2 separate regions of the Homo sapiens genome follow, and region 2 is linked to region 1. A link is a contact called in ENCODE Hi-C data. All regions are on one chromosome and are shown on one strand. Each heading gives the region's core, a stretch centred on a gene start or an enhancer-like site at or near the end of the contact. The rest is flanking DNA. Distances are from core to core; before and after follow the strand shown. Region 1 has its middle 41 kb from the start of LINC00703. Region 2 has its middle 120 kb from the start of LINC00703.

Evidence for each region. Hi-C counts contacts between places; a loop is a spot of excess contacts on that map. Pooled maps may share reads with other maps.
Region 2: a map of IMR-90 shows a loop between it and region 1 (8-fold over the local background). The contact joins two enhancer-like sites. A Hi-C loop is called at or near these places in 5 of 168 maps with a recorded cell type or tissue (IMR-90, aorta, ascending aorta and 2 more) and 7 of 50 pooled maps.

The regions. Positions count from the first base shown.
Region 1 is chr10:4,340,259-4,346,679 of GRCh38, forward strand. No RefSeq gene overlaps it. Among named protein-coding and RNA genes, the nearest start is that of LINC00703, 41 kb to the right of the region's middle. RefSeq lists an enhancer at 3,821-5,020. Within about 2 kb of position 4,378, at least 20 of the 41 ENCODE cell types and tissues checked have a DNase peak (open chromatin) inside an H3K27ac peak, as active enhancers do; they include ascending aorta, where a contact is called at or near this core.
Region 2 is chr10:4,496,914-4,502,588 of GRCh38, forward strand. No RefSeq gene overlaps it. Among named protein-coding and RNA genes, the nearest start is that of LINC00703, 120 kb to the left of the region's middle. Within about 2 kb of position 2,223, at least 3 of the 41 ENCODE cell types and tissues checked have a DNase peak (open chromatin) inside an H3K27ac peak, as active enhancers do; they include ascending aorta, where a contact is called at or near this core.

The DNA of each region.
Region 1 (6,421 bases), core at 3,128-5,627:
ACAAATATTTACTTTTGTACCATTTTTTTGTATTCATAATTCTGATCTTTTTTTTGTTTTTAAGGTTCTAGGAATTGTATAAAATTTAGGTTCCACAAAACCTGATGGAGTTCCAAATGAGAAAATTTAATATTTTCCTCCAGAACATTTGTCCTTGCTCTGTATACTGTATCTCTTCCAGCTCTCCCACTGCTTGCTTTTCTGACTTCCTTCCTCCTCCTCCCTCCTTTTTCCTGCCTTTCAGCATCTTAAGGAGCCCAGTAATCCAGGTTTTCAGTACAGCCTGGAGCAATCTAAGTTGAAAAATCTCTTTTGCAAACATCACAGTCATAATATGGTGAAAATTTATCTTCTTTCTTCCAGCTTTATGAAAACGCTTACCGTTGTAGGGGATCTCCCCTAAAAGTGAGACTTTGTAGGACTCGGGACCCCACCCCACTGCTTAGAAACCAAAGGGGCAGGTATTTCCTCCTTCTTCCCCCAAGTCAATGTAATAGGAGGATGTGATCTGTGTTAGGCCATTGGATGCTAGAAGTAAGAATTATTTTTTAATTTAATTTTGAAGAAGTGTCACGTGCCCCAGAGACAGTAGACGGTTGCTTGGGAAGGTGATGCAGGTTACAGTCCAGCAGCACTGGTGGTGGGGGCAGAGGGGTGGGATCGGTTGCTGAGGCAGAAAACCTCTGGCCTGGCAGGCAGGCCTCTGGTGGCCTCTGCCACGTTCCCCAAAGCCCAGCCTCCTCTGGGTCCTCATTCTTCCCCAGCCTCATTTCCAACACTTCTTATCATTTCTGTAAACTGTTAATATTCATTCAACAAATTCCTTTTCTGCTTAGGGCAATGGGATTTTGATTCTTTTGGTTGCGTCCAAGAACTACACTTTTTTGATATCTTAGAGATCTTTTATTCTAATCTCTCTCATTTTGTAGAAGGAGAAATAGGCTGCTGCATGAGGTAGTGGAAACTGCCCCACTTTTCAGAACTTATCCTGGACCTGATGATCTCACGATTTCAAGTCAACATTTCTCTGTCATTTAGACAAATCTAGGAGGCAAATAAATCTCTAAGAATGAATAATGTCTGGAATGAGTGAGCCATAGTTTTGTAAAACAGATCATGTTTACTGTGAATATTGTACGGAATCTTGACTTTCTTATTCTAGAAAGACATTTTCAGTGATTTTTACAAACGTGCAACCACACTGAACAGAAGTGCTGATCACTGGCCATGCTGGGAGTAACAAAAGTTACCTGTTGTTTCCTAACATCTTTTTCAATATGTCTTGACTCTTTTCACCCCATCACTTGATTCTCTCCTACTTCCTAGGATCTGAGAAGCATTTAGAATCAGAAAAGGCAGAATTGGAATCTGAAAGGCAACAGAATCAGAAAATTTGAAAACTGATTAGATTTGGGGATGGAAACGAAGGCCTAAAAGATGACACTAATTTCTCAATATTGATAAGTAGATGAATTACTAATCACACACACCCCATACACACATACTCACACACATATACACACTCATACATACATACGCCACACCCACACACATGCATGTACACATAAACATGCTCGTGCACACACATACATATATGTACGCACTCATCATGCTCATATACACACATACATGCACCACATAAACACACATACATACATGCACCACACCCACATGCATGTACACACATAAACATGCACACACATGCACATACTCATGCTCATGTACACACATGCACACACACGGGTGCACACTCATACAAACACATATACACACACACACCTCCAAAACAACAAAGCAAAAAAAGCATACAAGATTCTTTAAGGAGAGTGTGCATTAAGGAGAACAATCATCCCTGCACTTAGGGAAGGAGAAGGAAAGATGTCACTGGGTAGCAGGGACAGCTGATAAGTGGTCAGGATGGGCACATAAGGATCAGAAGAAGAAAACCCCCAAGAATCAGAAGAGTAGCAGGCCATGAATGCTAAGAGAAGTGCATGTTCTGAGAACTGCAGGCCAGCAGGGTCAGCCTGGTGCAGGCCAAGGAGCAGAAGGACTCAACATAGGAGACTAGATGGAGGGACCAAGGTAGCATGAGGACCTTTGCAGGAAATGTCTCTCTGGTGTAGATAAAGTAGAACATCAGCGTTAGTCAAGAAATAGCCAGGGGTGGGAATGGGGAGGACCAGAATGTAAATAACCACTCCTTCCAAGAAATCTGCCATTACAAGAGTAGTGGGAGATGGTGTATTCAATCAGACACACATGGCTATAGATTAAATGTCATCTGCCTCTGCAAAAAGTGGAGAGTTGGGCCATTTTGTTAGAATAGGCCTAAATATTCTTATGGGACAAAAAGAAAAATAGAAAATAGAATGAGCCTGCTAGTTTACCTCACTCTGTGCACAGTAATTCCGGTGCTGCTTCAGATTGCATTTTAATAATGAGTTACCGCAATGCGATTCCACCCCGTACCCACTAGGGTGGCTATAGTAACTATTTTTTTTTTAATGAACATAACAAGTATTGCTGGAAATGAGGAAAAACTGGAACCCTCACACATTGCTGGTGGGAAAGGACTATGGTGAAACCACTGTATCCACTGTGAAAAAACGGTTGTTGGTTTCTCAGAAAGCTAAAGGTAGAATTACCCTATGACGAAGCAATTCCACCCCAAGGTATATACCCCCCAAAACTGAAAACAGGTGTTCAAACAAAAGCTTGTGTATGAATAATCATAGCGACATTATTCATAATAGCCAAAAGGTAGAAATAAACCAAATACCCATCCACGATTGAATGGATAAACCCAACATGGTCCACCCATACAATGGAATATGATTTAGGCATAAAAAGGAGAAAAACACTAACATGCGCTCCCACATGGATGAACTTGGAAAACGTCATGCTAAGTAAACAAAGCCACACACCATCTGACTCCATTTAGATAAAATCGCGGGAATAGGCAAATCCACACAGACAGAAAGCAAATTGAGAGTTGCTAGAGTCTGCAGAGAGGAGAGAATGGGGAGTGACAGCTTAATGTGTGTGGGGTTTCCTTCCGGAGGGATGAAAACATTCAGGAACCAGAGAGTGATGACATTGGTGCGGCACTGTGCTTGTACTACATGGCTCTGAGTTGTTCAAATTAAATGGTTAAGATGGTAAATTTTTGTATGAATTTTAATAAAGTATTAGTTGGTTGCTTTTTAAAATTGCTTGACCATTTATGTCTTTATAAAGTAAGGAATATGTTTCTTTTAATAGGGCTCAAAAACTAAAGATTCTGAAACAGTCTCTAGATAACCTTGTAACTGCTGCTTAGACTACGAGGTAGTAATCTGACAAATTTCTAAATTACATATGACTTTTAAATTGTTTTTAAAAAATTATTGTATAGTTGGTAAGCTCCTATTTGGAAACAAGGGAATAATGAATTCTTAAAAGAGCAAGATTCTAGAGATTTTCTGTGAGAATCAGAGGATAAAACACTTTTATTAGAGTCAATGAAGCCATGTGCCCCTAAATATTTTATTTTCAAATTTAAAGTGTATGATTGATTGTCCAAGCTGATAATCAGCACCAACCCTCTCTTGTTTTCCTCGTGTATAATTTATATCCTATTATTTTGAAGAAAGACCCAAGGCAACTGTGCTATCCACATGTGTACATTGAGCCGCAGTCTTCCAGCTGTGCAGTTTCCGGAGCATTAAAAGAGTTATTCTCTCTTAAAACACAGGCTCACATGCCTGAAGTCCCACTCTTAGAAAATGATTTGATTTCTCCTTTCATCCAGGATCCTCTGATAAAGTGCCACTAATGACTCCTGGAGACAGCAGAGCAATGGGGCCCAGGCCAACTGCGTCTTCAGAGTCTGCACTTGTGACAGAAGGGGGCATCTATGTGGAAACCTCAGCATCTTCTCAGTGCATCTATTCCACAGCTGATCTGGGCCAGCTTGAGATTCCCTCTCTCACAGCACCCTCCACCCACCTCACGGAGGAGGCAAAACTATCTCTCAACTTTCAGTGTGAGAGTCTGAAAATGGGGAAGCTTTAAGAAAGACAGGTTTTTTTTTTGTCTGTTTGTTTGTCTGTTTTGTTTTTTCCTTAAAGCCCAAGGCTACCATGTTTATTTCTGGCTTTGGGTTTCTTTCTTGAAAAAAACCCTTTGATAGAAAGCACACCTTGAGTGACCTGCGCACCTCTCCTTTGACACAGATCCATTTTGTTTGGGGAAGTTGCATGGGAGGCAGAGTTGAAGCTGCTGCAGAGGTTTGTATTTCAACAGATCATTCCAGCTATCCACGCTCAGCGCCAGGGAATATGGAGACTATAACATAGTATGTGGCTGACGCAAGTTGCCTACATAACTCAGACGAGAGCTCCACACCCTGGGGCTGTGCCTCGCCACTTCTGTGGAAAACATTCTTCAGAGCTCTTTGGAACAGGATGACTCACATCAGGGGGTATTTTTAGGAATCTGTGAACTTGCATTTAGCTTAGAGATGCAAGATCCATCCAGAGGAGCTCTGAGCCATTACACACGGGCTGTTTTGAATGTTGTAATTCAACCACGGTTTCTTGGTCTACGATTGAATCATCCTCCAGTTAAGCATCAGAAGAAAACAGAAAAAGACTGTTGCTACAGCAGGGCATTTGATAACATGCTAAGGAAATCAGTGCCGGCAGCGGCCCCATGTATATTTTTACAGAAGAGCACCTGCTTGTTCCCAGCTCATCTTGCAATACTTGCTTAAATTTTGCAAATTCACTCCTAGAAATTTGTTGGATTGCATTAAAATATCAACACTGAAATTAGAGGCAGGTGTAGTCAAATGCATTAAAATGCCACTCTAAGCAAGGTCAGCTATACATAGTGCTCATTTATTTGCAGCTTACCTTTCAAACCACTGGAGAGAGGGGCAAATTGGAACAGCAGGTGCGGCCTGTGGAAGCTTTAAGCAGCATGAGACAGTTTCCCCCTGGAAGGTTGGGACCTCCCAGATACGTGTGTGTATATTTGTGTGTGTTATGTATGCATGTGTGTTGTATGTGTTTAAGTGTGTGTGGTTTTTTAATTTTTGTTTGTATGTATGTGCATTTGTTGTGTGTGTGTGTTTGTATGTGTGTAGTTTAGTTACTAAATAATCAGTTCCAGGTAAGAACAAATCAGTCCATCCATCAACCAATGAACAGATGAGTTGTAGGCAGACCTTTCAATGCTGAGAAATAGAATCTTTGTTTCAGTGTCAGGATAAGGAAATTCTGCTGTCAAATGTCCAGAGAATAAGGGTTAGCATTATTTGGGCTTGGAGGCAAGAATTTCTCATCTTCCAGTAATGATCAAAACCTGAACAAATCTAATAATATGTAAATGTCCAAAAAAAGAAAGAAAGGAAGAAGGAAGGGAGGAAGGAAGAAAGAAAGGAAGGAAGGAAGGAAGGCAGTGAGGGAGGGAGGGGCAAAAATGGTGAAGTTTATGAATTAAAGGAAAAAGGAAAGATTTTAGTCAACTTAAATATCGTATTTCTTTCACAGCTGAAGTTTTCTTCGTACATGTTTACGTTTTTTTTTTTCTTCCCTGCCTGATATTTTGATTATTTTTGCTGCTGGTTTGCCAGTATGTAAAATTTTCTCACTGACTGTCCCTTGCCAGAACATGGAAGTCTGTGTTGATTGTTACACTACCTGGGTTGACCAGGGTTTAACGTAAATTCATGAACTTAACAGTGGATTCTTCTCCAAGTGGAGCTGTGATGACTAAGAGCACTCCCAGTTGACTTCCATTTCACAAACTTTCCCCCTTTCACTTCAGTATTATTAAAACAGATGGTGCCTTTCCAGTCCAGCAGGGAACTACAAAAACCAATTTTAGAGAGTAAATTGGAAAGTTGATGTTTCCTTTTAAACAAACAAAGGAGAGCTGAACTACCTCAGCCAAGAAAGAAAACCAGATCTCAAATGTTAACCTAAATTCAAACTACTATAAAGCAGTCTTTTGCTGAAAAACAAAGCACAGAACATTACATGGGACCCTTCAGTGAAAACTTTGATCATAGTTTTCATGTTTCTGTCAGGGTGAAAAGAAGAAATAGCAGTCTCTTTTGACAGTATTTTTGGTCTGGCCAAAAATAAGGACGTATCAGATAATCCATGCAAAATGTTGTTTTGATGTAATTTCCAGTCATCTTTCCAGACTCAAAAATATTTGGCTAAGAAGCAGCTGGAGGCTAGAGCCAGAGTTGAGTCTCACATGGTCATTTGTTAAGAACTGTTCATTAGTAAAGTGAATTCTCCAAACATAATTTTGATGTTCAAGTTACAGTCAGATGCTCACATGTAAATGCAAACAGTATAAGAATAAAATAAACTTTAAGAATATTTACTCTTAATTTTCATAGGTGTTATTATTATTATTTTTT
Region 2 (5,675 bases), core at 973-3,472, 150 kb after region 1:
TCTCAGCTCACTGCAACCTCTGCCTCCTGGGTTCAAGTGATTCTTCTGCCTCAGCCTCCCGAGTAGCTGGGATTACAGGCCTGCACCACCACGCCCGGCTAATTTTGTATTTTTTAGTAGACTTGGGGTTTCTCCACGTTTGTCAGGCTGGTCTTGAACTCTGGACCTCAGGTGATCTGCCTGCCTTGGCGTCCCAAAGTGCTGGGATTACAGACATGAGCCATGGCGCCTGGCCATTTTTTAACTTTTATTTTAGGCTCAGGGACACATGTGTAGGTTTGTTATATAGGTAAGCTCATGTCACAGGGAGTTGATGTACAGATTATTTCATCAGGTACTAAGCCTAGGACCCATTAGTTACTTTTTTTCTGCTCCTTTCCCTCCTCCCACCCTCTACCCTCAAGTAGGCTCCAGAGTGTGTTGTCCCTTCTTACGGTCAGTTTCAAGCTAGCACTTGTTTCACCGGCTCACAAAATTATTGAGCATTCAGCTCTGTGCTCTTGCAGGACTATCCAAGCTGGGCCCCATCCCCACTGGGAAGAGCTCTTCATCAAGAGGACAGGTAGGAAACCATGGACCAACACAAGACACTAAAGACTGGTGGCTGGAGGAGCTAATGCAATGGTGTTCAAATGCGGCAAAGCGTACGATTTGATAGACATTTTTGAGATTGAGGAAATCTGGCAACTGACAGATTTTTTTTAAAAGAGAAGTCATGGAAAAGTATCAATTTTATCACTTGAAAGGTTAACTGGATGATGGTGTCTGTGATTGCGATTCAGCAAAAAAGAGCAGACATTTGTGAAAAAGAAGAATTCAGTTACATTTCAGCACCCTAAATTGCTTAAGCACAGCTGTGGGGCTTGTCTTGGGTGAGAACACCAGGCTACGAGATGCTTTCCTATATAACCAAGGTATAGATAGGTTAACTATTCTATAGACTCATCTACCTGGGAATTTTATAAGAATTTAACAGAACACATTCAATGAAGTATGTCTGTCTTCCTACAGGTAAATTGACCCTATTCTTTATATTCTGGTTTAAAATTAAGAGTATAATTTTCCACTAACCTCCCAAAGTAGGTCTCAAAGGTGTTCCTGGGTCTTTCATCTCCCTGTTCTCAAATATTATTACTTCCTTTTATTCTGTAAGTAAAATCGTCCTGGACTTACTCTCAAGTGTAATTTTAAAAATCACTCATTTCTGCTGTGACAAGTAGCTGGGACCTGAGTACCTTCCCTAGGAATTCATTTTTTATATTTCTGCCACAGTTAACTTCTTTTAAATGTCATGATATCCATCTTTAATAAGTTGTATTATGGAGAACATGGCAAGAATGTGGCCAGAAGGATGAAGCAATTGGAAATTGAGGCACTGAGGAAGGGTTAAGACATGCAAGTTTTTGGCATGGAGAAGAGAAACCTGGAGAGGGGAACATGCGGTAGTTGTTTGTCATCAAGCACGAGGAAAGTGTCATAGGAAAGAGTCCTCAATCTGTGTGTCCCAAAAAGTAAACTCAGAAGTCACTGAGGGAGGCAATAGCAAAAATGAGTTTGGTTTTGTGCCAGGGGGACCCTCCACTGAAGCAACTCAGATGTGGATGGAGCTGCCTTGACGCTGGAGGTAGGTAGAGCACTGGAGATCACCCAAGGTGTCATTTTAAAAGGAATTCTAGCTGTTAAGAAGCGCTGGGCTGGAGGATCTTTAAAGACCTGTTAAATGGAGGATTCTACCATTCTCTGAAATGAATGTTCTCTACAAACCTATCATTCTTCCCTAGTGTTCATGTTTTTCCCAGTGACTGAGTTTTGCAAGCCAGTAACACTAAAGAAGAAACATTTATATTCTCTTTCGCAGTAGAGTTATGTTGAATAAAAGGCCTCAATGCTAACAGAGAAAATATGTGCTTTCTACTTTGGTACACACAGAGAGCTCATTAGTTCTAAATTTAGAAGTAAGCTTTAGTTTTGGAGGGACTCCAAGTTTGACTAATACATTTGACGATGTCCTTGTTAGAAAAAAAAATACCATGATGGAGAATTCTATTTTTCTAGGTTGGTATGTGTGGATGGAGAGGGAAAAACACATGCTCTTTTCTATGCGCTAATTCCATCTGTTCACAATTATTGAGTAGGTGTGCCAATTGAATGATGCTCAGTACACAGTAGGTAGGCAACGGGTGCTTTTAGTCTGACAGTATTTATAGTTCCTACTTGGCAGAGGTAAATCACTTAGCTAATTCTCAGAGCGTCTTGATTTAAACCAACTGCTCTATTTTTCTCCAGGGCAAGCTGCCTGGTAATGAGACACTGGTCAACCACAAGGCGTCATTTTGTTTCAGCAAAGTCTATTGAGCACCGATTAGGTGTAAGTAAACAAAGATAAACATAAGGAAATTAAAAAATAAGTAAGCAAAGGTAACCAAGATGCTGCATTTAAGAATCTGCTCTCAAGGAACTTGGTCTTGGCAGAAAGACACGTTTGAATAAGTAACTTAGTATCATTATCAGTGCTCAAAAAGCCTGTTATTTAGCATAATTTTTCTCTAGGAATCTTAAAAAACCACTGTATAGATAGTTCAAAATTCTCTAAACTACCTTGCTTAAAAGCATTCAATAACTTTAAATAAAGTATTTCAGTGTAGAGTAGTACTTTACCACATATTTTTCTCTCCATGAATATCAAAATAAATAAAAATAATTTGTCAGAAGCTTTATGTATTTTAAAATTAATAATAAAAATATTAAATATCAAATATATGGGTTTAATATGTTTAAAATATTAATTTTTAATTCTATCCCCCAAAATCATGACATTGTTTCCTATATGGAATTCTAAACCACAGTGATGTTCCCGTCATAATTCATTAGGCTAGCTCTCCCTCCACCGTTGACAGCAGCAGGAGGACACCAGCAGGGAGAAGTGGCAACGTGGAATGGTCAACTACACACGTATGCCTCTGGTGCCCACTCCTGCACCCTCTGATGAGGAGAAGCTGGGTGAAATAGTGGGACAGGTGATATTTAGTTACAAGCTAAATAACCACTGGCATCACCCTAGGATGTCACCATAACATGTTTTCCTCTTCCTCATCTCTCTGACTCTCTTGTTAACTTGATTGTAAAGTGGATGGACATCCCATTAGAACTCTGATTTACAAACTAATATTGACAGAAACTTTTTTCACACTGTACTAACTCAGACACACAGGCAGTTGTGTTTTAGATGCTGTTAATTTGTTAGAAAGAGAGTTGGCAATGGTGGTGACCCTGGATCACTACACTGAAACAGGAAAAGACAAAAAAAATCTAGAGATAAGTAAAAAGAATAAATATTCATGTACACTATATTTTTTCCTAAAAAAGAAAACACTTAACAGTTTGATAGGCCTACATGGAATTGACCTTCTAATATGTGGCTAATCATCATTTAATAATACTTAGAAACTAAAAATACTAATGAATCATTGAATGTCTCTCCATCTATTCAAATCTGTAAGTTCCTTTAATACATAAAGGGTTTTTCCCTAGGGAGGCTTTTGACTTCTTTCTTTAGTCAATTCTTTAAAATGTTACAGTTTTTACCATGAATGCAAATATCTTATATACTATTTTATTTTCTAACTTTTTACTGTTAGTGAAGATAAATATTATTAGTTTTTGTAAATCGGTCGTTGTAAAGTGACCTTGATAAACTATTGTGTTTATTCTAACATTAATAATTGTTTGATTCTTTGGCTTTTCTATGTGGATGACCATATCATCTGCAAAGAATAACTATTGTAATTCTTTCTTTCCAGCATAGCAGAAGTGATTGTGAACATTTTTGTCTAGTTTCTAGTCATAAAGGAATATGTCAGAAGTTTTGCATAATGTCTAATATGACAGTTTTATGATATGTAACCAAATTAAGGGATTTCCTAAATCTTATCATGAGAAAATACCTGTCAAAACTAAATAATTGGCCTCTGAGTTCTAAGAACTGTGAGGGTCTGAGATTTTACTCTGCTTACAAGCTAAAATGTTAGCTTGCTACATTGTGATGGATGCCGGCAGAAGACGTAAGACTCCTAGGTCAGAGACAAAGACTTCATCACACACAGCAGTCACAGGAGCAAGAGAACCAGCTTTTGCGTTGGTTTCCTAAGATCATTTCCCATAAGGCAGCACAAAGAGGACCAGTAACACCTGCACATGCAGCAGGTTGCATTACCATAGAGGAACCATGAACTCAGGGAACCTGAATCTTTTATTAGGTTGATGCAAAAGGAATTGGAGTACAATGGGCAGTAAGTACGTCCAGAGCAAGAAACCCTATTTATCTTCCAAAACTATTTGCTAAACAATCATCTTTAAAATGATAATCTGGAACAAAAGTAGTCAGTGTCTTTCCTTGCAAGATATGCAGTAGCCAAAGAAATCCCAGAGAACTGTCATGCCGCAGTCAACTTCAAATTATCAAAATCAAGAAAATCAAGGAAAGTATGAGGAACTTGTCCAGACCAAAGAAGCCTAAAGAGAAATGATTAACTAAAAGCAACCTGTGATCCTGAGCTGGCTCCTTTACTATGATAAACATTGAAACAATTGGAGAAATTGGACCTGAGGGTCAGATACAGTAATGCGTCAGTGCTGACTTCCTGGCTTTGAGGATTATGAGTATTGAGGTTATGCAGGAGGATGCCCTTGCTTGTAGGAAAAAGATACTAAAGTATTTGGTGGTGATGGGCTCCCAGCTGACAACTTTATCTCAGATGGTTCAGGGTAGAAAACAGATTTTTTTTCTATCCTTTTAGTTCTTCTCTAATTTTAGGATTGTTTCAAAGTAACGTGGGATTCTGAGGCTTTGGGGAAAAGTAATGTTTTGATTAGCATATCAATGCATTTATACTTTTATTAGTTTAAGCAAGCTTCAATGTCTTCCTAAACAATTTTTATCTACATATATTAAAATGTTTATCTATGTAATTGCTGTGTTAAATATATTGTTGTATTATTTTATTTTCATTGTTTTCAATTTTGTTTTTGATGTTATTTCTCTTATTCCACTATTTGCTTCATTTATTGATATATCTGCTCTTTTTCTGAAAAGATGAGTTTTTGAGTCCCGATAAAATACATTTAGAGGTATCAGCTTAACTTTACTTCTACTTTCACTTATATTTGGACACATAGTGTTTAATTATTAGTCCATATTAAATATGCTATAATTTTTCTTTTGATTTCCTTTGATTCCAATGGTAATTTAATAACATTATTTTTTGAGTCATTTAAAAATGTTTAAGCTACTGTTTTATTTAAAACTGAGTGATGTTACTGACTTACTGGAGTTTTTTGGAAAGTTGCTTTGTGGTTATTACATGACTAATTTTTATAAATGTCCAGAAACATTTTTTTATTTGTGACCTGTAGAATTTTACATATATGCCTATTTATACAGACACAATAGTTTAAGCTTATAAATTATGTTATGTATATATTCTACATTTTTGCTTATTTATTTTTATCTTCTTAATCTATAAGCTTTTAAAGGAGGAGTATCATAAATTAGATTTGTTGTTTTTCTGCCTTTTTCTATAAGTCTCTCAGGTCTTGTAAATATTGGTATATGTATTGATGTTTAAAGTGTTTATGTCTTTAGCTCTATTTTTTTACCAATATATAATATTTTTTGT